Regions from separate parts of the Homo sapiens genome. Here regions 2 and 3 are each linked to region 1. A link is a loop called in an ENCODE intact Hi-C map of the cell type or tissue named here. Cell type or tissue: mammary epithelial cell. All regions are shown on one strand.

Region 1 (8,000 bases):
AACAGAGTGAAACCTTGTCTCAAAAGCAATTTTTAAAAAGGGGGTAAAAAAATTAAAGAGACGTATACTTTAAATGAGCTCCAATCACATATTCTTGCCCCTAAATGTTATCAAAACTTCCTACTCATGTCAGTGAAATCTATAACAGAGGCTTGGTACGACTCAGCAAATGCAGCAGAAAGCATCACAGCTCAAAGTGAAAACTTGCCAGCATGCTAGACAGCAGGCAATAGAGCCAGTTAAATCCAACTGACCCAATAAGTTTCCTTTAAAATATCTATACCAATTTGCATCACCATAGGAAATGAAAAGTTAAATAGTGCATGATTATACTAAACCAAGGAGCTCCTGGCTTACTATAAGAGATGAATTAAAAAAATAATTGTAATGCAGTGTGATCAATTGACATAGAGGTTGGTTGAAGGCATAAATGAGAATAGGTGGCTTTTCCAGGGTAGAGAAGGAGGTAGCAGAGAGCCTTCAAAGAAAGAAACACTTGTGCTGGTCTAGAAGGAAGATTATGAATTTTTCAGATAGAATGCAGTAGGGATGGAGTGGATTGGAATCAATAGCTGAGAGAATTGCACATGTGAAATATGTGCAATGATACATTTGAGTAATGTAAGAAGCTCAGGATGGCTGAAGCATAGGGAGTACACATCAGCAGGTAGGCTGAAGCAGATATGTAGATGTTTGTACTTTATTGAAGGAAAACCACAATAAAGTTTGCACTTGGAAAGATCACCACGGCAGAAATGCATGAATAGCTTAGAGAGAAAGTCTAGAATCAGGGAAACCCAAGGCTGCTGATAGCCCATGTGGAACTTTTGTACAAATTAGAAAAGAGTACCCTCTCTCAAGTTACTTTTTACTTCATTTTTTGGAAAATGTTTATATCAATAATTACCTTACAACAGACATTTTACTGAAAAGTGAGAAAATTTTTATAAAAATATATAATGCTTACAATACAATTGGTGCCTTCATCAACAGTCAAGTGTAGGGACTGTGCAGAGCACACACTGCATAAACATGTATCACTGAACTGTGGAGACCAACTAGGTAATTACTGCAATAGCTTAGATTGGAGATGACAGTCCTACTGAGGTAGTATGTTCTCTCTCTCACTCCCTTTCTCTCTCTCTCAGCAAATAGCAGCAATAATTCAAGGGCTTGTGATTTATGTTTCCTCAGATTTGAAACAATAGATATAAGATTTGAAGTAGTAGGACTCTTAAGATGACTCCAAGTTCTTTTGGCTTTTTGTTTCTTTTGGTCTTGAGAAATCAGGTGGATAATTACGTCTATCACCTACTAAAATGGATAATAGAGATAGAATCAGGATGTTTTTGGGAGGAGTATATTAGGAAATGATGAGTTCAATTTAGTTTCTGACATGCTAAGTTTGTAGTCTTTGTGGACTTACCTATAGGCAATTAAATGTGTTGATCTGGAGCTCAAGAAAGAGAATGGGCCAAAGCCATAGACTTCATAGTCACCAACACATTGGTAGTTGTAAAAGACACAGGAATGTGTAAGATTCCATGAGCTTTAGAGCATCAAGATTGATGCTTGGCACCATCCTACCAAATAGGTTAGGATAGGCCGAGGGATGAATGAGGTTAGGGCTGCAGGTTGGAGGTCTTCAGCTGGCTGTTGGGAGGCATTAGGGCAGATGGAGATGAACAAATAGGACCCTTGCTCCATAGGAGTGTTTCTCAAATTGTAGTCATTGGACAAGTGGCATCGTGATTCCCTAGGGACATTTCATTAATAGTATATATTCCTGGCTACTAGTGCTGTTGAATTATAATATCTGGATGTGGGACTCTTTTATAGAAACTCTTTATGGGTGATTATTATGTATATTAGAGTGTTCTCTCTTCAAATAGGTCCCTTTTTCCCATAGTTATGGTACTTGAGACTAGATCAATTTGCTTAGTAAGCAAAACTGTAGTTTATGTTTAAACTAGGAATGGAAAATATGTAGCATGTGGCCTTGCATTTCCGTTTCCTATACTAACGGCAAGCCCTTTTCTGTTCAACCCAGTCATGACCTTAAACTATTTCTCAATGCTCTGCTTCAGGCAGATTCTACTAAGCAATGAGTTATCAGGCTAGATGAAACACATTAGCCACACCAGGCTTAACTTCTGGCTATATAAGAAGACAAGACACTTTTAGTGTTAACACATCACTTTAATTTTTTCCTTTTCCACTATAGTTAAGTGGCAGAATAATATATATCTTAATATTTTTCATTCTAGCTAATGTAAAGGAGTTGATAGTAAAAGACGTATTTTTTTCTCTCCCATACTGAGAAGGTTTTACGTCTTAGAGATCTGGGTTTCATTAGCCTCATTGACAATTTAATAGACAAAAATTGTTTTCTAAAGTCTGAAGCTAGACTTTCTAGGAAAGGGAAGATTCTTAAGGCTGGGAGGAGGAAGATAATGGCCCTATTTAGGGGAGAGAGTAATGAGCATTCCTAAAATTGAGATAATCTGAGTGGGCCCCTGTTGCCCATAGTGCTGGAGTCATGTAATTGTTGAGTGTCCAGGAAGGCTGGACTCCAATAACTGTGCCACTGAATCGGTGTTGAGGATTTCATTGGTTGAGTTCATGAACAGACAAAAGGAGGAGCCCCTTTGAGGCTGCCTAATACCAGGCAAATTGGATGACAAAAAGGGTCAAAAATAAACGTGGCTCCTTGGCTTCTCCCTCCCATTTATTTTCTGGCATCTTATAAGTCAGTATTCTTGTATGATGTCATGGGAGGAGGAACTGCATCTCCCATATGACAAGTATTGGACTGTTACTCATCTGCCTTGATGTGTAGGGGTTCAGAGATAGATTTAATTTAATTTTAGAAAAACGAAGTAGTATATCTTTTCTTCAACCTACTAATTTATCCTCTATATATGGAGGCAACACAGTTTCCTGATTCAAGACACTGCCCCGGATGCCAATGCTCTGTTAACACATGTAAATGGCATCCTAAAGTGGAGCATGAGACATATAGAGAGGAATCAGGAAAATGGGCTGGTATAATGAGACAGGCAATGTGAACAGAGAGGAAGTAGGCATAGTGGTTAGGTACACTGGCTCTGAGGTCAGGCTGCCTGGGTTATAATGTAAGTTCTGCTATATTATAAATTAATTTTTTTTTTGAGAAGGAGTCTCCCTCTGTTGCCCAGTCTGGAGTGCAGTGGTGCAATCTTGGCTCACTGCAACCTCTGCCTCCTGGGTTCAAGTGATTCCGATTCCCCTGCCTCAGCCTCCCAAGTAGCTGGGATCACAAGTGTGCACTGCCACGCCTGGCTAATTTTTATATTTTTAGTAGAGACAGGGTTTTGCCATGTTGGCCAGGCTGGTCTTGAACTCCTGATCTCAAGTGACCCACTCACCTTGGCCTCCGAAAGTACTGGTATTACAGGTGTGAGCCACTGCACCCGGCCAAATTAGTGTTAATGTCATTGTGTTTCAGTGTCCTCATCTGTAAAAAGGGATAATAATGGCATTGCTTCATAATCTTGTTTTGTTAATCATAATATAAAATGAAATGATGTGTATAAAACTTTTACTTTACTGCCTAGCATATTAGTTTTCAGTAAATATTAGTGATCTGCATTTTACACATGGGTCCTATGTGCTTACTGAAGATGGCTGTATCTTAAAGTCTATATAGAAAAATGTAATTATCAGGATTGATTAATTGCTGCTTATTCTAATTTATTCACAAAAGGATTTGAGGTGGCACTACATAAGATACAAATATAAAAATATTAGAAAAAAGGGACAAATAAGAAGAGTTAGATGAGATCAAGAAGATATAGAAACACAGGCCACTAAGGCCCAACACTGCACCTGCAAGTGGGCCATATATTCAGCACTGGGCTTTCAGGTAAGCATTTAGGGCTTCTTTTCCAAGGGTGTCCTTAAAGTCATACCCTTCCTATATTTTTATCTTTTACCCCTTATATCTTGGCAACTTAGTCACATCTCACGCTCTCTGAAGGGAAAATGTGTTCAAAACCAAATTCATTATGTTTGCTTCAAAACAGTTGTTTTTTTCTTTCTTCCTAATTTTGGTTAAAGGCTCTACCATATGCCCAGGTCTGAGATGTGAAACTCTGGGTTTATCTTGGTCCCTTTCTCCCTATATCAAGTCCATTAAAGTCCATCTTTCCTACTTAGCCGCGTCTCTCCCATCAGGTGTCATCTTCCCTTTCTCTCTGCCATCCCTCTGGCTTAGATCTTCATTACCTCTCGGATGTCTCTTGTATTATTTTCCTGTCCATGTTTCCCTCTGCTCTTTGGTCTCCCTGTTTCAATCTCTCTAATGCATCCCTAACACATGTATCTTCCCCAAACAGAGTTCTAATCATATGATTCACTTGTTGAAAAACTTTGAGAGGCTCCTCACTGCATTTCAAATAAAGAATAAATGCCTAATCGTCAAGGGACCCTCACGATCTCATCCATTCTTTATTTTCAGACGTATCGCTCACCACTCCCAAACACATGGCAATGTTTTAACTGCTCTCCCCAACTCTTCTCTCCTTTCCTGTTCCTGCTTGTTTGGGGAGGTCTTATTAATCTGTGTTATCCCATGTAATAGAGTACAGTGCCTTGCTTAAGAGTTCAGTTAAAAACTGTTTGAAGTTTTGCTTCCTGTGAATTCAAAACCCATGGAGTGCTGCCCTCTTTTGGCTAAGATAGCACAGAGTCCAAAGCACCACATAGGAAATGATGCTGAATGACTCATCTTTTCCTTTGGGTTAGAATCCTCATGGAAACAAACAAGGCAGGGTGAAATGATTCCATCCTCTTTTCCCATATTATCTAGCTTCAAAGATTGTTTGTTTATGGAGATAGAAAGAAGATAAAATTCTGTATAGAAAACTTGGAACTCGACTAATTCAGATAATATATTATGTGTAAACTCAGAGCTGGGGCAAAGCCAGTAGTTACTTTGAACACATCCAGAGCTCCAAGAATCTTCAGGCCTCAACACGGACTTTTATATAAGAGGTAAGGGATGAGAAAACAACAGGGTTCCCTAAAGGCCTCTTCACATTAAGAACAGCTTCCTGATTTAGGGACGACTTAGGCAAGTGGCCAGGTTGTTTTTGTTTTTTTTTTTTATACCGATACTTAGTATTTGGTGAAGTAAGAAAAATAGGGCCTGGCCTAGGAGGTAAAGTTTACTTCTGCAGACCCTGCTGGGGCCAATCTGTGGCCATACCTGAGCCAGTCCTGAAGATCCAGCAGAAATATGGAGGAAGGATGACACGAAGCCCAGGAAGAGTAATACATTTTTAAGAAAGGACGACAGGATGAGAGGTGCACAGAAAAAAGCTTCCGAGTGGATGCCATCTCCTGATTACAATATGAATATTCTGGGGTTGTTAATTTTATAAAGTTATAACCACATCTTTATTACTAATCACATTGAACCTCACTAAGTATAAAGACAATGAATAGTAAATATGTATGCATTATAAATAACTGGAAAGCTCAATTAAGACAGGCCTTGAGCTTTATCTCAAGTGTCAATAAAATCAGACTTCCTTGGATCTGAAAGGGACAGTCATTCCAAAACTGAAACTCAGTGGGTGACAGGATGCCCACACCTCTTGGAGGAGGACAGAAAGGTTTGTGGGCTGGTGTCAGATACAAGCTTGGCACCATCTTTGATTAGGAGCTAATGTTAGCAGAAAGATCAAGTGTCAGTCATGACCAGAGTTGTTTTCTACTATCTTGAGAAGGTCACCGGATTGCTGCCCCTTCGTTTTTGAAACCTGATCTGGGGACCACAAACAGCCACAATGAATTGGATTACTGCCATGTGCTCTAAATTGGGCTGACAAGGCTGACTCAGTGCCAGGAGTTGACACAGGATGCAGCTTGAAATATTCACTTGGGGAGAGGGTTGAGATTTCTTTTTAATTGTCAATGATGTTATTTGAAGAGATAGGATTGAATATGAACACTGAGGAGTGAAATAAATATTTGTCATGCACTTGGATAGAGAAGATCCACAAAGGTCAGAAAATTTTCTGTGTTAAATTTTATGTTCTGGGGATTACTTGGCTATACTGGGAGGCTGCTGTTCCTTTTAAAAAGAGGTGAGCGGTGGTTCATGCCTGTAATCCCAGCACTTTGAGAGGCCGAGGCGGGCAGATCACGAGGTCAGGAGTTCGAGACCAGCCTGACCAACATGGTGAAACCCCATCTCTACTAAAAATACAAAAATTAGCCGGGTGTGGTGGCATGCGCCTGTAATCCCAGCTACTCAGGAGGCTGAGGCAGGATAATCACTTGAACCTGGGAGACAGAGGTTGCAGTGAGCTGAGATCACACCACTGCATTCCAGCCTGGGCGACAGAGTGAGACTCTGTCTCAAAAAAAAAATAATAATAATAATAATAAATAAATATAAAAAGGTGAGCCTTCTCTTTAGCATTATAAGCATAAAATTTGTTCAAATGTCCATAAAAAACAAAGGAAACTCCCTCTTATGTGCAAGGATATGTACAAACATAAACACAGTTTCTTTTATTTGTATGTGAATTTGCAAGCAGCACCTCACTAGAGCTGAGCTTTTGTTATATAAATAAAGCCATCTGGTATATCCAAAGAATTTCAGTCTCTAGAGAATAGGATCATAAACAATCGATCCTCCACAGACCTTTCAGTATTTTTGTTTGAGTAAAGTTTCCCACAGCTCTGCTTTAATTATTTTATCTGTTTTTAATCTTCTAAGGATTTTATAATTTATAATTAGCCATGTCTCTCCCTTCAGGTGTCATCCTCCCGTTCTCTCTGTCCTCCCTTTGGTTTAGATCTTCATTACTTCTCAGATGTCTCTTGTATTATTTTCCTGTCCATGTTTCCCTCTAATTTAATGTCTTTGTGTGAGTGCATAGGGAGAAAGTCTACTCCACCATTTTTTGGCAATGTGAAGAACAGTGCATCCTTTAAGGCTTTTTGGTTAATGTATCATAAATAGATACTCAGATTAATAGAGTTTGGAAGAAGGAAGTATAGGATTCCATTTTTCTGATGGGAAAATGAAACATGGAGAGCTAAGTTCAAGGTCCCATGTCCCACAACTATTAACTGCTAAACATAATCCAGATTTTGTGAATCCCAGTTGAATAATCTTTTACTCAACATTGTCTTTAACTTAATGTTTATTTTCTTTTAGGCATGGATATCAAGCATGCCTCTGAGTAAAACAAAGAGAATCCAGTCTTTGACCAATTGACCAAACAAGACCCAAGCAGCTGGGAAGTTTGTCAAGTCTCATAAGAATGAGGTTGGATTTTTTTTTCTTTAACTTCTCCTGCCCCCTTTAGCAAAAATTGTTTAGTACTAATTCATTTCTTGGAAGAAGTGAATTTCTAGGAAGCTTCTGAAATGACAATATAGTTATCTGAAAGACCAAAAGAGATAGATTGCAAAACTCATATTACTGAATGTTGGGGCAGTTTAACACTAATGCCTGAGCCCCATACCTAGAAAGTAGAATTTCATTGGCCTAGATGGGGCTCTCCAAGATAAATCGAAATATGCAGGCTAAGTTTGAGAATGACTATTTGATGCACCTGGAGCATATCATTCACAAGGACAGCAGGTCTACAGATTCTCATCTTTCTCCTAGGGTGGTCTTCTTTGCGCAGGAGTAATTTGAAGTGAAACCAAGAAATCAGTTAGCTATACGGGAGGAAGCTCTGGAGGGACAGAAAACAGCTGGATGTAATAAGAAGACTCACTCCAAACTGGTTTCTACTTTGTCAGACTTGACTAGACCTCCATGGTAGCTTGGGTGACTGGAAGTGGGAGACATAGGTTGACAGGATCTCCTGACCCTGACCACAGCATCTCCGGCCCCATTTTTGTAGCCGGCTGAAATATTACAGATATTGCATTTTAATTAGGATACATAGCAATGCAGTAGTTTTTATGATTTATTTTGGCACATGATGGCATTA
Region 2 (8,000 bases), 140 kb before region 1:
CCTTTTTTATATTTAGAAGGATAGTCCTAGTTTCAACACGTACTGGATTTATGACTTGGGGTAAGTGACCTAATTTTTCTACACTTCTTTGCATAGCTGTAAAATGGGTATAATGAATACATGCCTTACCTAAGAATAGTGTAGTATAAGATAATGGTTGAGAACATGGTCTCTGGGAGAAAGACTTCCTAGAGTCAAGTCCTCTTTCTACCATTTACTTGTATTTGGTTTGTTGTGAACTTGAGCAAGACACTTTGTCTTTAGATTCCTTAGTTTCCTTATTTGTAAAATGGTAATATTGTGGACTACATGTTTATGTCTTCCCAAATTTCATATTTTAAAATCCTAACCCCCAGTGGGATGGTATTAGGAGGTGGGACCTTTGGGAGTTAATTAGGTTTAGATGAGGTCATGAGAATGGCGCCTCAGTAATAGGATTAGTATCCTTATAAGAGAAAGAGACTAAAGCTCACTCTTTAGGCCACATGAGGATACATGGAGAACATGGCTGTCTACAAACCGAGAAGGGTGCCCTCATTAGACACTGAGTTGGCTGATGCCTTCACAGTCTCCAAAACTGTGAGCAACAAGTGTTTGATGTTAAAACCAGCCAGCCTGTGGCATTCTGTTATAGCTACCTGAACTAAGATAGGCAATAACAATATTTACCTTATAAAGTTGTTTACACATTTAGTGAGTTAATGTATTTAAAGCTGTTCACATAACAAGTGAGATATATATATAATGTTAATGATTCTTATAATTACATTATTCAATTGTAACAGAGATTAACTAGAAGCCTTATCACAATGCCTTCTTCGCTGTAAACACTCTGTCTAGCTCTACACTGGCAGTTAGCATATCACTCCGATTAATTTTAATAAGGTAACACTTTTGCTGTGTTATACTTGTACTAAAACACCTTCAGTAGCTGCCTATCACCTGTAGATAATCATACTCCTTAGGCCATCTCTGCCCGAATCATTCTAGTCTATTTTCCAGGATTGCCTCACATGACCACTTCACTTAGTTAAACAATTTTCTCATCATTCATTATCTGTCAAGAACTGTGAACAGTCTGAGATTTTACCTCATTTATAAGCTAAAAAATTAGCCTTCTACAGTTTCGGGTTGCTGGCATTAGACACAGAATTCCTGAGTCATTACTCGTGGTGCAGCAATCAGTATGAAACTTCATTTTTGCACTGGTTACCTTTGCTTTCCGAGTCATATGGAGGGGGATACTAAGGGGCCCAAGTGGTTGCATGCAGTGGGTTTGTGTGATAGCTGGGGACCTACAAGCTTAGAGTATCTGACATTCTTTGCTAGTAAACCAAAATACAATAGTGGTAGTTTCATAATGCTTAGTTGCAATGTAGAATCTGAAACCATATTTGTTACTGTGATGGATTAAAATCCATTGGTGTATATTGAATTTTGAACGAACCTTTCACCCATATATGATTTTGTAACCAAATGCACTGGTCATCTAGAAAATATTGGTTCCCCAAGTTATGTAGAACTTCCAAATGTTGACACATTTCAATATATAATACAAAAAAATCATATTTGTTAAGATTTCCAATATTCTAATTTTTCTAATATCTGAATTAGTATGAATATTATCCTTTTCTAACATTCTCTGAAAAAATGGCTACTTCTACTTACAATTCAAACACCTACACAATTGCTTTTCTTTGAGACAAGGACTGTTTCAGTAGATCAGAAGAGCTTTATGTGTACTTTCTATTTCATCTCACAGAATATTTAAAAGGTATGTACTCAAGAGTCAATATTTTGAAAAATTCATATATTTTACTACTTCATCAAAGATATTCTTTAGTGAATCTGGCTTCTTAGAATTTAAACTGGGAGTGTATGGTGGTGAAGAATAAAATTCTAGTATAGTTTGCTTCTACTATTCTATTCATGCTAAGTTGTCAGCAGTTTTATCACCCATTGTTTTTTGCACCATTAGTGCAAAGGTCAACACAGTAAAAAAGCCAGATAATATCTTAGTATTGTTATGAAAATAATTTTGATCTTGTGAACTCCTGAAAGGGTCTCAAAAATTCTTAGATGTCCTTGGATCATACTTTGAGAACTGCTGTATTAAGGAGGCCTGTTAGGAGGCTGTTATAAGAGGATATTGATAAGGAACTGTACATATAATGTAGAGCATGAAAGAAAAGGAATTTGATAAATTGAGTACTGTCTTAGTCTGTTTGGGCTGCTATAACAAAATCCCATAAGCTAGATAGCTTACAAACAGCAGAAATTTATGCCTCACAGTTGTGGAGGCTGAGAAGTCCATGATCAAGACATGAGTCTATTCAGTGTCTGGTGAGGACATGTTTCCTGGTGCATAGAGGGCCCCTTCATGCTATGTCCTCACATGGTAGAAGGGCAAGACAGCTCTTTGGAGTCTCTTCTGTAAAGGCACGAATCCCATTAATGAGGATTCACTCTCATGACTTAATCACCTTCCAGAAGGCCTCACTTTTTTTGGATTAATTAATCAGTATTAATGAACAAAATATTAATGACATCCCCTTCTCCGTCCCTGTGGATCAAGGCAAGAAGGGCCATTTGCCGACACAGATACCAGGAGGTGGAAAGCTGCAGCAGTTTTGAGCAGAAGGCCTCACTTTCTAATACCATTTCCTTGGGGTTAAGATTTCAACACAAGAATTTTGGGACGACACGACCATTCAGAGTAGAAAGCACATTGTTTCTAAGTTATGTGTGGAAAGTTCAGGTACAGATGTCTAGCAGCCATTATAAAATATGAGATTGAATATAGAGAATTACAACTTAATGATCTGCATTGGGGAGGCATCCACACACAGGTGACAGGTTGAAGACATGGGAGTGTGCACAGCATACTGGTCTAGGTCATGGTCTGTCTTGGTTTAAACTCTAGTTATGCCACCTTCTTAACCAATTTGTGACTTGGTTTCCTCATCTGGAAAATGGGTAAAATAATAGTATCCACCTCAAAGCGTTGTTACAAAGATTAAATGAGTTAATATTTGTAATGTGGTTATAACAGATCTTGGCACATAGTAATCTATATATCTGTCTAGATCTGAATGTAATTGTACTATACAAATGAAATACAAAAATGGGAATAAATGGAGATTTCTCTGGGAGAATACTGAGGGAGAAGAGAAGAGGGCTGAGAATTGGGGCAACCAATGTTTAAGAGAAAAGCAAAAGAAAAGAAGCCAGTGAAGGAGACAGAGTGATGAGGGAGGCAGGGAAAAGCTCCAGAGTGGTGTCCTGGCAGCCTAGGAGAAGTTTGCCACATTGCAGACTTCAGGCAGGAATGTAAACTTTGAGATGGCGGGTGCTGCATTTACTTTGTTCTCTGCTGAATCCTCTGGACTTAGCACAGTGCCTGATATATAGCAGGTGTCCAGTAAATATTTGGCAAATGAAAATGCCAAAGAGAAGTTGGAAAGATAAGGGCCTGAATATGTTTATTTATATTTAACAAAAATAGGTCAGTTGGGGACTTAGGCCTCCCTATATAGTGCCATACTAACGTCAGAACTTGATGTTAAAATATTCTGAGACGGAGTTTCGCTTTTGTTGCCCAGGCTGGAGAGCAATGGCGTGATCTCAGCTCACAGCAACCTCTGCCTCCCCGGTTCAAGCGATTCTCCTGCCTCAGCCTCCCAAGTAGCCGGGATTACAGGCATGCGCCACCACACCTGGCTAATTTTGTATTTATTTATTTATTTATTTATTTATTTATTTATTTATTTATTTATAGAGATGGAGTTTCTCCATGTTGGTCAGGCTGGTCTCAAACTCCCGACCTCAGGTGATCCGCCTGCCTCAGCCTCCCAAAGTGCTGAGATTACAGGCATGAGCCACTGCACCCAGCCCTAAAATATTCGTAACTTATGAGTTAACCCTTACAGCTATTGCCTGTTATTACCATGGTTTCATTATAATTTTGTGCAACTGGCCCCAAAGTCTCTTTTTTAAAATAACTGCTTTCTGCCTATGATCACAGGCATATTTTTAGCCTTTTTCTAAATGCCAAAATTAGTCATTAGATAGAAGAATTGGTCATCAACCAGGCCACTGGATGACTCAAGATTCCATCATTTGACCTCATATTGAAAATATGAAGACCAGAGTTTGACAAGCAACACTGCAGCAGTGTTTTCTGCTTTCCATTATTACTGTACAGGAAAACAATCAGATTTAAAATACTGATTTTTCTTTTATTTGAGTTTGTGGCAGGCAGTACACTGCTCTTTACTACAAGCGAACTCCTTGTAAAAATCTCCACACGAGGAGGTAGACTGAATCCCCCCACTGCGTTTCTGGGCTCCTTAGACTAATGGATTCCATTGAATTGGTCTCAGATTAAATTTCTCTAAATATTACATTATTTTTTCTACTTCCTTGCTCAAAAAGTTGCTATGGATCAAGCCTCTTTAATCTGGCCAAACTCCTTTTTTGCTGAATTCCCTCTGTGTAAACTCTGCACTATAGTCGCACTAGTCTACTTTCTTTTCTCAAACACTTGGTTCTCCACTTGTGTATCTTTTGTTAGCTTGATTCCTAGATATCATATAGTATTGAAATATTTTCTCTGTTATATTATCCAATGGATTATTACTGGTGCTTAGGAATATGCCCCCAACTTTTGTATGCAGCTCTTTTACCCTTGAATCTGTGGATTATTTTTAGATTCTAAAGGCTGAATATAGAAGCTATTGAATTTTTTGTGTGGACAAACCATATTTTTCACAAATAATGATAGTTAGGTCTCTTCTTTTCTAATTTATTATACCAAAAAATTTTATTGGCTTGCATTTACTATAACCTACACTAAAATGTTCAATAGAAGTAGCAGTAGTTGGCAACCTTGTCTTTTTCCTGACATGTAAAGGAATGCTTCTCAAATTTCATCATTAAGCTACTTGGTTAATAATGACATATATGTGAGTCAGCATGTTAAATGGTTAAGAGCTACAACTCTGGACCAATCTGGCTGGGTTTAAATTCCAGCTCTGCTACTTAGCTGCGGCGTTATATTGGATAAATTAACTCTGGCTTGGTTTCCTTATGTGTAATATAGGGAATGACAGCAGCTAAATCATAGAATTACTGTAAAGATTCGATGAGATAATACTTATAAGGTGCTTAAAGCTATCTGGTACATACCAGCATGGTATAAGTGTTTCTTAAATATATTGAGGTAATCATTTGAAATCTCTCATTTAATATACTACTTTAATTGATATTATTTTATTTAAGTCTTTAAATTCTTGGGGTCAGCCATACAGAATTATGAGTTTAAAAAATATGTGGTTCATTTCTAGTCAATATTGTACTGAAGGTTCTAGTCAGGAAAATTAAGCAAGAAAAAGAAATAAAAGGCACACAGATCAGAAAGGAAGAGGTAAAACTATATGCACAGATGACATGATATTGTATACAGAAATAATAAAAAATCCACAAAAGCTATCAGAGCTAATAAGCACATTCAGCAAGGTTGCAGAGTACAAGATTCATATACAAAAATCAATTGTATTTCTATACTCCAGCAATAAACATTCAAAAAGAAAGTTAGCATAATAATTCCATTGATAGTAACATCAAGAAGAATAATATACTTAGGAATAAAGGGAACAAAAGAAGTGCAAGACTTATAAACTAAAAATGATAAAGCCTTTTTAAAGAAACTAAGGAATAGCTAAGTAAATGGAAAGTTATCTCTTGTTTGTGGCTTGGAAGACTTCATGTAAAGATAAACATACTCCCCAAATTGATCTATAGCAACAAAATCACTATCAAAATTCTATCTGCTTTTTTTTGAAAGAAATCAACAAACTGATTCTAAAATTTGTATGTAAATGCAAGGGTCTCAGAGAGGCCAAATTGGTCTTAAAAAAGAACAAGTTGGAGGACTCACACTTTCCTTCTTTTTAAAAATTTACCTCAAGAAGGTAGACACACACTTTCTGATTTCAAAAATTACTACAAAGCTACAGTAATCAAGGCATTGTGGCACTGGTACAAGGACAGACATATGATCAATGAAATAGAATATAAAGTCTAGAAATAAACCCTTACATTTAAGATCAGTTGATTTTTGACAGGAGTGCCAAGATAACTTGATTAAGAATAGTCTTTTCAACAAATGCTGCTGTGACAACTGGATATCCACATGTAAAAGAATGACACTGGAATTAAGTCACAACATATACAAATATTAACTCAAAAATGGGTCAACAACCTAAATACAAGAGCTAAAACCTTCAAACTCTAGGAAAAAAACCATAAGAGTAAGTCTTTGTGAACTTGGATGAGGCAATGATTTCTTAGATATGACACCAAAAGCGTACAAGCACCAAAAGAAAAAGAATGGGATTGTATCAAATTACAAACTTTTGAGCTTCAGAGGACATTATCAAGAAACTGATAAGACAAACCACAGAGTGGGAGAAAATATTTGTAAATCATATATTTGATAATCCAGAATACATGAAGAACCCTTGTAAATCAACAATAAAAATAAATAATCCAATTTAAAAATGGGCAAGGGATTTGAATAGACATTTCTCTAAAGAAGATATACAAAGGGCCAATAAGCACATGAAAAGATGCTCAAAATCATTCCCTAGTGAGAGAAATGCAAATCAAGACCACAATGAGAAATCACTTCACATTCATTAGGATGGCTCTAGTAAAAAAGATAGGCAATAACAAATGTTAATGAGAATGCAGAGAAATTTGAACCCTCATTCATTTCTAGTAGGAAGATAAAATGGTATAGCCCCCTTGTAATTGAGTTTGGCAGTTTTTTAAAAAAATTGCATATAGGGTTTCCATATGATCCAACAATTTCACTCCTAGATATCTATCCAAGAAAATTAAAATTATTTCCTAGGCAAAAACTTGTACATCAATGCTCATAGCAGCATTATTCATAATAGCCCCAAAGTGAAAACAACCCAAATGTTCATTGATTGATAAATGAATAAACAAAATGTATTGTATTCCTACAATGGAATATCACTCAGCAACAAAAAGAAATGAAGGACTGATGCTTGCTACAATGTGGATGAACCTTGTAAATGTGATTCTAAATGAAAGAAGCCAGTCACAAAAGGTCACGTATGATTTCACTTCTATTAAATGTCCAGAATAGGCAAATCCATGAAGACAGAAAGTCGATCAATGGTTTCTAAGGACTGGGAGTAGGGACTGTGAGGGATATGGGATTTCCATAGGGCTAATGGATATGGGATTTCTACTGGGGTGACAAAAACGTTCTGGAAGTTGTAATGGTTGTACAATTTTGTTACTACACTAAAAGCCACTGAATGGTACACTTAAGGGTGAATTTTATGATGTGTGAATTACATCTCCCCCAAAATGTTAAAACATTGGTGAATTTAGCTTTCTACTATATCCTATTTTATTTAGAATATTTACATAAGTGTTTATGAGTGAGATTGTTCTTTACTTTTCTATTCTTAAATATTTCGTTTTAGGATCTGGACCCAAGGAATCTGACTTCTCTCTTACTGTTATTTCTCAACTGTCCAGGTCTAATTCCACCTGTGCACTAATTCCTATACCCTCTTGCCTATGTAAGTACATAACTTCAACGAATTCTGCCTCTCTTTCTTCTGTCATCATTTACCTCCTCTCTATTTGGTAACCCCAATGAGCCTTCAAAAATAGTACAATATCTCTTATTGTGAAGGAACCCTCCCTCGACCCCACATTTGCCTCTGGCTACTGCCACATTTCTCTATGATAGCAAAACTTATTGAAAAATTTATAGTCAGCAGCTCACTTTTTTTTCTCTCCGTTCTCTCTTGGATCCACTTTAATCAGGCTTTTTTCCTCATCTACCTGTTAAAGCTACCAGTTACTTCCATGCAATTAAATTCTAATGATCAGTTCTCTGTTATCATCTGACTGGAACCATCAGAAGCATTTGCCACAACTGTAACTCTCTTCTT
Region 3 (8,000 bases), 360 kb before region 1:
TACAAAAGGTTAAAATATATTCATTCTTCCCAGATCCACAATAATCATGCCTGTGGCCACTATGCCAACTCATTAACAAAAATAACAAATGTACTTGAATATTTTACTCACTTTTTAAAGGTCTTCTGTGACTGATTATTGTCCATATTTGCTGTTGATTCAATTAGTGGAGATTTCTTGTCCCGTTTTTCACTATGGAGCTTTGTACAAAGTTATGCAAAGGAAAATAAGAAAACTATTAAGATACTATTACTAAGATGCAGAGTTTAAAATAATAACAAAGTAGTTTTTCAGACATTAAATAAGACAAAACAAAGAAATAAATAAATTAAGTTTTACCTGAAAAGGAAAGAGCTTGAATAAAGAATGAAATAGACTAGACAATTAAAAAGCTCCATGCAGGGCTAAGATGGATTTTTTACATCCCTCCAACTTTACTGAAAAAGTCGAGATCCACTAACCACTTAGGCTGGCTGAGGATATTTTACTTAAAGAACTGTTTCTGGCTGGGCGCAGTGGCTCACACCTGTAATCCTAGCACTTTGGGAGGCCAAGGCGGGAGGACTGCCTGAGCTCAGGAGTTCAAGACCAGCCTGGGCAACATGGTGAAACCCCATCTCTACTAAAACACAAAAAATTAGCCAGGCATGGTGGCGTGTACCTGTAGTCCGAGCTACTCAGGAGGCTGAGGCAGGAGAATGGCTCAGACCCAGGAGGTGGAGGCTGCAGTGAGTTGAGATCGCGCCACTGTACTCTAGCCTGGGACAGAGTGAGACCCCATCTCCAAAAAAAAAAAAAAACTGTTTTCTAGTGATATAACTCCTTGCTTATCTAGGACCTGCTATTGGATATATGAGATTTTATAGATTCCATCTTTTAAGTAAAACACTCTAATGAAATTATAAAAACGTTATTCTTGAGGACATATATGAGTATTCATTTTGAGAAGGGGAGGAAATAGAAATGGGGATAAGCAACACAAAAGGCTAAATATCACCATCCTTTATTCTCTTTCACTATCATTTAGTGAAACTTAAGGATAACTTAAAACCAAAAAGTACAAAACATCACAAGAATACTTTTGTAATTGTCTCAAATTCAAAATTATTAAGGTAAGTAATATAGGCAATTATTAGTCATCAAACATACCAGATTTTGTTTCTTTTGCAACTCTTCTAAATATCCTAAAATGTCTTCATCTGCTACATCAAAGGCTGTTTGGCCCTACGTAGGAAACAAGGGGGGATGGTGATGGTCAAAAGTCAATAAATCATAAAATGCCTTCAGTAATTCTGTATAATTTTATATAAAGACGTTGGATAACATTTTTTACAGTGGTTATGATACAATAACTACTGTAAAAACATACAACTCTAAGGCAATGTATGTGAAATTTATGTGAGACAGAAGCTGAGAATATCTCCCCTTATTTTTTTGGTAACAGCTTTATTGAGATATAATTCATATACCATACAAATCACTCATTTAAAGTGTACAATTCAATGGTTTTATGGATATTCAGAGTTGTACAACTATCAAAATAATCAATTTCAAATATTTTTATCACCCTAAGAAGTAGGAACATACCCTTTAGTAGTCACTGTCTGCATCCAGCCCAAGGCAACCACTAATCTACTTTCTGTCTCTATAGGTCTACCTATGCTAGGCATTTCCTATAAATGGAATCATAGAATATATGGTTCTTTGTGACTGGCTTCTTTCACTCTACATGTTTTCAAGGTTCATTCATGTTATAGCATGTATCACTTCATTTCTTTTGATGAATAATATTCCATTGCATGATATATACAGTTTGCTAATCTAGTCATCAGGTGGACATCTGCATTTTTTTTTTTTTTTTTGCCTATGATGAATAATGCTGCTATGAGCATTCATATACAACTTTTTGTGTGGACACCTGTTTTCATTTTCTTCAACATACAGTTAAGGGCAAAATTACTGGGTAATTTAACCTTTTGAGACTTTTTCTTTTTGATGACTTCCTAAAACTTAATTAACTTCTTGGTAGAGTAATAAAACTAAAAATATATATATGTTTAAGCTGTTTAACATTCAGCCAGCCACAGGTATGGCTTAATTTTTAAAATTAGTCCACATGAACATATGTCAATCCATTTTAATTCACTGTGAAAGAGAAAAATTTCAAAGAGCTGCTGACTAAACATAGTAAGAATATTTCCTGCTGCCTGCATTAGTCCTTATAATAGCCCTACTGTACAAGTTTCCAGGATGCTTACAAGTTCATTATTTAGAATACAGTCTTCTTTGTATGTTATCCAGTATATGATCCTTTCACAGAAAAAAAAAAGTTTTTAGCAACAAAAAATATAATTCTGAAAGAAAGTTAAAATTTCTTAATAGTATTCCTATATCCACAACAAGATCAGAATGGATAAGAAATAATGGCTTCTAAAATCACATTAATTTTTCCGTTTAGAAACAAACAACAAACCTCGTTTCTATACCAACATCAGGATGTTAACATGTATTCAGAAAGGAGCTAATTTCCAAACACTACAAAACAAACTATAAGCTAGCCAATATCTGAGCTAGTTTTCCCATTGTCTGTTAATAAAATAAAAAGCCATTGTCTATGAAAGGTATCTTTTTTTTTTTTTTTTTTAAAGATAGGATCTTGCTCTGTTACCAAGGTTGGAGTGCACTGGCACGATCGTGGCTCACTGCAGCCTCAACCTCCTGGGACTCAGGTGATCCTCCCACTTCAGCCTCCTGAGTAGCTGGGACCACAGGTGCACACCTCCACGCCTGACTAGTTTTTGTATTTTTTTGTAGAGATGGAGTTTCACCATGTTGCCCAGGCTGGTTTTGAACTCCAGGGCTCAGGCCCACCTCCACCTCCCAAAGTGCTGGGATTATAGGTATGGGCCACTGTGCCCAGCCCTATGAAGAATATCTTCAAAGTATATAAAATACTGCTTTTTCAAAATAGGTGAGTATGTATATAAATTTACAAGATTCGAAAATACTTATCATACTTGCCTTTTCTTGCTAGAAAGTCTTACCAGTAGGAATTTAAGAGACAATCTATCCTTTCCCACTCAGTCCAAGATAAAAAGTTTTAGTTTTAACAAACTTTCCTCCCATTTCAATCTTGGGAAATAGAAGCCAAAATTTAAATTCCTGAAGAATAAATAGTTCTGAAATCAAATAACTGGCTCAAAACTTAAGGTGCCCTTTAAATTAGAAATACATGTTAATTCTAGTTTTGCTATATCATATGCTTTACATAATCAGTTCTAAAATGTTAATAATGCTATTTATTTAATGTAAAGTGTGTTTAAGATTATGTTATGTGGAAATAATTCAGTGACTTCTTTTTAAATATCATTTTAAGCATTATCAACCCTTCTCATGAATGAACTACCCCACCTTGAAAATGTTTGAACTGTAATTAAATTTTTCTAGCAGTTAAATGCAATGGAGTCACTTTAATAATCAAGGAACTCTCCTCTTTAAGAATAAGAAATTGGATCACTCTACTAACCTTTATTTTCACTTTCTCCCTTGATAAATGAATCTACTTTGCAAACAGCAGCTGATACACAATCAAATTAGAGTAAAATGTGGGCTATAAGAATTTCTAATTTCAAAAAAAGCACACTCATCAACTTAACTCATCAACTTAAACATGCTCTTTAAACAATCTGCAGCACAGTTATAAAGCTAACAGTCATGAAGTTATAAACATTATTTGGTTCTTAACTACTATAAGGCTATTATGCTTCATTGATAGAGTATAAACACATTTATAGTATATAAGCAGTGTCACTCAAAGCAACCAGGCAACAAATGAGGACACAATGCTGAGGTATGAGAACATGAAAACTTTATCAAGAGAACTATCTTAAAAGTAACTGCTTAAAAAAAAATCAGTCCAATACGTCTATTAAGAGTCACAAACACACTAGAGACATTATAAGTCTAACTTCATAGTTTCTTCATTTTTCTTTACTCACTTATTCTAACCAAATTTTTTTTTAGGTACAACCTCTTCATCTTCACAACAACGAATAATGTAGCTGGGACAAGTATCAGAATGATTCTCACTGTACAGATGAAGAAACTCAGTCTGCGTGCATGGTATTTGCCCAAGGTCATACAGGTCATTAAGAGAAAGTGGGAATACAATCTAGGTCTCTACTAGTGTGTCATTTTGTCTTTATCAAAAATAAAAATAAATTCAGATGGAATTAGGGTAAAAAAAATTCTTGTGTCCATTAATAGCAGAAATAGCTTTGTTATTCATTTAAATCTTTATAATGACAGTTATATTAATCTAAAAACTTGTCTGCTAACCATTGTATTAATTTGGTAAGAGAAATTCCAACCAGAAAAGCATTCTAGTCAATATTTAAAGAAAGAACAATATTAGATACATTCTAGTAAAGCAATTATTTTAATAAATTAAGAAAGCAAATAAAAACCTTTGTATTTAAGGTCTGTATCACATAATTTATAATAATGAATTAAAATGACAGTAAATATGTATTACAGTTTGCAAATAATTTAAAGAAATGAAACTGAAATCTCTAAATATTTTTAGACCATTTCTCCCACTTCCATGTAGAAAGTTTCAGATTTTCTATATATTTGTTACACTTACTATATTATACATTATTTTCCCAAATCATGTTTTCTAGTACTAAATAATTCATCTAAACTCTGGTAGTACCTTAAGTGCACATCTTTAATATCATTTTTAAAACAATTTAGTAATAATCTTCAATCTGTAAGTACTAAGGAAGGTATCCAATGACAATATAAATTCACATAGGCAGGCTTACATAATTAAGACAAAGTAATTTATTTTGACTGAACATGATGTATGACAATTTAAAATGCAGACAATAAAAACAGTCTAATTCATACATGCAAAGTTATGAAATTAAAATTTTAAAAATCAAGGTCTTAAAATAGAACTTCTCAAATGAAAAAAAAAGCCTTGTATTTGGATATATTTATGGCACAAAGTCCTTTAGAATGCTATAGACATTATGTAGCTCCTCACTATAAAAAGCAGTCTTTAAAATCTTGATTTTTAAAAGAAAAATATTTTGATTAAAATTTATATTTTTATAGCTTAATAGTATCTTGAAAAAGAAAAGATGAGGAAACTAAAACGAAAAGAAGTTATAGAGGAACTTAGCAGAATAAAAAGATAAAACAATTTCAGGGTTTTAGGAAAATATACTTGACTTCTCTGATCATGTTCCTGAATCCAAAAAACTTAATTTCACAGGGTCGTTAAAAGAATTGCATTAGGTAATATGTGTAAAAAAGGCTGAAAACCTTTAAATTCTATGTAAATATGAGGCACAATTGTTTCGGGTTTTTTTTTTTTTTTTTTTTTTGAGCAGGGTCTCCTTCTGTTGCCCACTGCTGTGCAGTGCCACAACCATGACTCACTGCAGCCTTGAACTCCTGGACTCAAGCGATCCTTCTACCTCAGCCTCCCATGTAGCTGGGATTACAGGTGCATACCACAAAGCCTGGCTCACAATTCTTTTACTATCACATAAAGATCTACTGAAATATCGAATGACAGATAAGGAGTAAATAAAATTTAGAGTGACATAAGGAGCTGCTACTATAGTAATTTTTTAAAAAAGGATATAAGGCAAAATAATTTTACATGCACTCCTTCTCTGATAGCAAAATTATGATAAATTGTATAGCATAGGAATTAGACAATTGTTGGCCAGATGCCAATAAAATGATTTTTCTCATGCATACAATATATTGTGTATGTTTCACTAGAATACTGATTCAGTAGGGGAAACACACCATGTTTCAACTTGTAAGTGAAATAATCCTTTTTGGAAACCATTTCAATTAATAAGCTTCTCTCATCTAGTTCTCATCCGGAGGCTACTGTTACTAAATGAACCAATTATCAGCACTGCCCATATGAATGGACATGTGGTAAAAGGTCACTGTTTGGGAGAGAAGAATGCAGACCAGAGTTCAGAGGCTAATAGGTACCTGCTAATCTTTTCAGAAAAAAATTTCTGAAGGGGAATTTCTACATGAAAAGAGAGGTAACACGACTTGCGAAGCTAAAATTAGCTGGCCTTTTACTTGAATAGTATCAATATTTATTTGTCTTCTAATGCTGATTACAAAACAACTATTATGATGAAAAACAACAGAGAAAGTAAATTATTGAAAGTTTTAACTAAAAATTCAACCCAAAGATTTTTGTATTTGTATATAAGTACAAACCAATCATTCCCCCAAATTTTTTTACTTTCCTTAAGACTTTTACCAATTCCTATGATTTTCATGCCTGCACATTTCTTATATAAAATATATTTTTAAATCAGTTAATGAAAATAAGATATTTAGAACTCTACTCCAAAAACAGCAAAAGAATTAGCCCTGTTTTGAATAAAGATGAGGTCATTTTATGAATCTCTGCTACATAACCTATGATATTATCCTATAAAATGCAATATACAAGGAACATTCTATGGAAAGGTAATCAAACCCACTAGAGGAGACGTGTTTTGAGTTCTCCATGATACTTATTACCTACCAACACAGAGTAGGAAGAGACTAGCAGGAATACTGGTGACTGGCTATTGACTGATAGTGTATCTAAAAAGGAGTAGAGGAGAGAAGTCTAGTTTAACAAGAAACTTGATAACCTGAATCTTTTCATGATTTTGTGAAAAACGCTTGTATGACATTTTCTCCCTCCCTCCTTCTACGTAATTGTGGTATTAAGTACATCATTTACCTCACTCAACTGAACTATTTTCTCATCTACAAAACTAGAAGACTAGATGATGTTGCATCTCAATGATCCCCTTTGGCATAAAACTTTATAGTTATATTTACTGTCATCACCTGCTGTAAGACCTCATTATTCATGTCACTTAAAGAATTCTATAAGCAAGCTAAAAGACCATCAGCTAAAGAATTAGAAACGCACTTCTACGTGTGTTCCAACTCAAAGGGGTGGCAGAAAACATTCACATAGGAATGCAACGTTTTCTTAGCTTCTGAATTCCTAAGAACATAGTATTAATGCAAGTATCCAAATCTACTCTACATGTATGGCAATCTGATTACTGAAAGAGCAATACTTCTTTCTTTGCAGTACAAGGCCAGAACCACCTCATACGGTAGCTGAAAAGACTTAAACCATTAATTAGTAAGTCAGTTGGCTGAAAAAATGTTTTATACAGTTAATAAAAATATAATTATATAATGTAATCCTTATAACCTTTTGAGACTATATTTCTAAATATACTTTCTAAAACTATATTTCTAAAAGTTAAAGTATTAAAATACGTTTAAAACGCCTACCACTTTGTTGACCATCTCCATATCACACAGATTGTCCACTAAAATTCGACATGCTTCTTCTTTACCCCAATGAGCTGCAGCATGAAGAGGTGTCCAGCCATCATAGTCTTTAATATTAACATCATAGCCTGCCTGTATTAAAAGTCTAAAGAAATTACAGTGAATTAGACAATCATTAAAATCTAGAAATAAATGATCATGATCAAAAGCTATCTATCATGCAATTTAACTACAATTTTCAATTAATTTCTTTTCAGAATTTACATCCTTCCCCCTCAATGAATTAACTATGGCAAATACAAAGTAATTCTCAGAAAAAACTCAGAAAAAGAGGATCTTGAGTCATTGCCATAATAATGCAGTTTTAATTAATTCCTAATGACTCTAAGTCTTATGGTTTGGTGTGACACTGATTAATTCTTGTTAATATGACTTGTAAGTGAAATTTTCACAGAAAAGCCCATAATTTTTCAATGTAAAATCGAAAACTGATGAATCACTTTGTATGTAAAACTGATTTATTGCAGGAACTATCATCTTCAGGTTTCCATATAATATATAATCTCGGGCTAAATGTGTTCTAAGAATACACTGGAATCAAAGAAACTTGTTTTGTAATATTTCTGTTGCCTTGAAATTAAGGAGCT

Evidence for each region. Peaks named below come from ENCODE experiments on the same cell type or tissue, not always from the same donor. Only the 100,000 strongest peaks of a DNase experiment are listed, where the experiment ranks them.
Region 2: it touches region 1 in a loop (2.9-fold over the local background); 26 of 110 quality-filtered maps call a loop at or near these places.
Region 3: it touches region 1 in a loop (3-fold over the local background); 7 of 110 quality-filtered maps call a loop at or near these places.

Annotation. Positions count from the first base shown.
Region 1 is chr12:80,182,131-80,190,130 of GRCh38, forward strand. The region is part of intron 1 of OTOGL (otogelin like); the gene reads left to right. Among named protein-coding and RNA genes, the nearest start is that of OTOGL, 87 kb to the left of the region's middle. In mammary epithelial cell, a CTCF peak has its summit at 4,716 (motif pointing left); DNase peaks (open chromatin) are centred at 2,071 and 4,721; H3K27ac peaks cover 1,660 bases.
Region 2 is chr12:80,040,792-80,048,791 of GRCh38, forward strand. No RefSeq gene overlaps it. Among named protein-coding and RNA genes, the nearest start is that of OTOGL, 55 kb to the right of the region's middle. In mammary epithelial cell, no CTCF peak of the experiment used is centred here; DNase peaks (open chromatin) are centred at 4,090 and 4,940; H3K27ac peaks cover 661 bases.
Region 3 is chr12:79,820,967-79,828,966 of GRCh38, forward strand. It overlaps PPP1R12A (protein phosphatase 1 regulatory subunit 12A), which reads right to left. Exons shown (of 25, transcript NM_002480.3): 5 at 7,354-7,498; 6 at 1,150-1,224; 7 at 112-200. LOC124902974 (a long non-coding RNA gene) reads left to right here and starts at 2,815. Exons shown (of 2, transcript XR_007063387.1): 1 at 2,815-2,971; 2 at 4,024-4,232. In mammary epithelial cell, no CTCF peak of the experiment used is centred here; no DNase peak of the experiment used is centred here.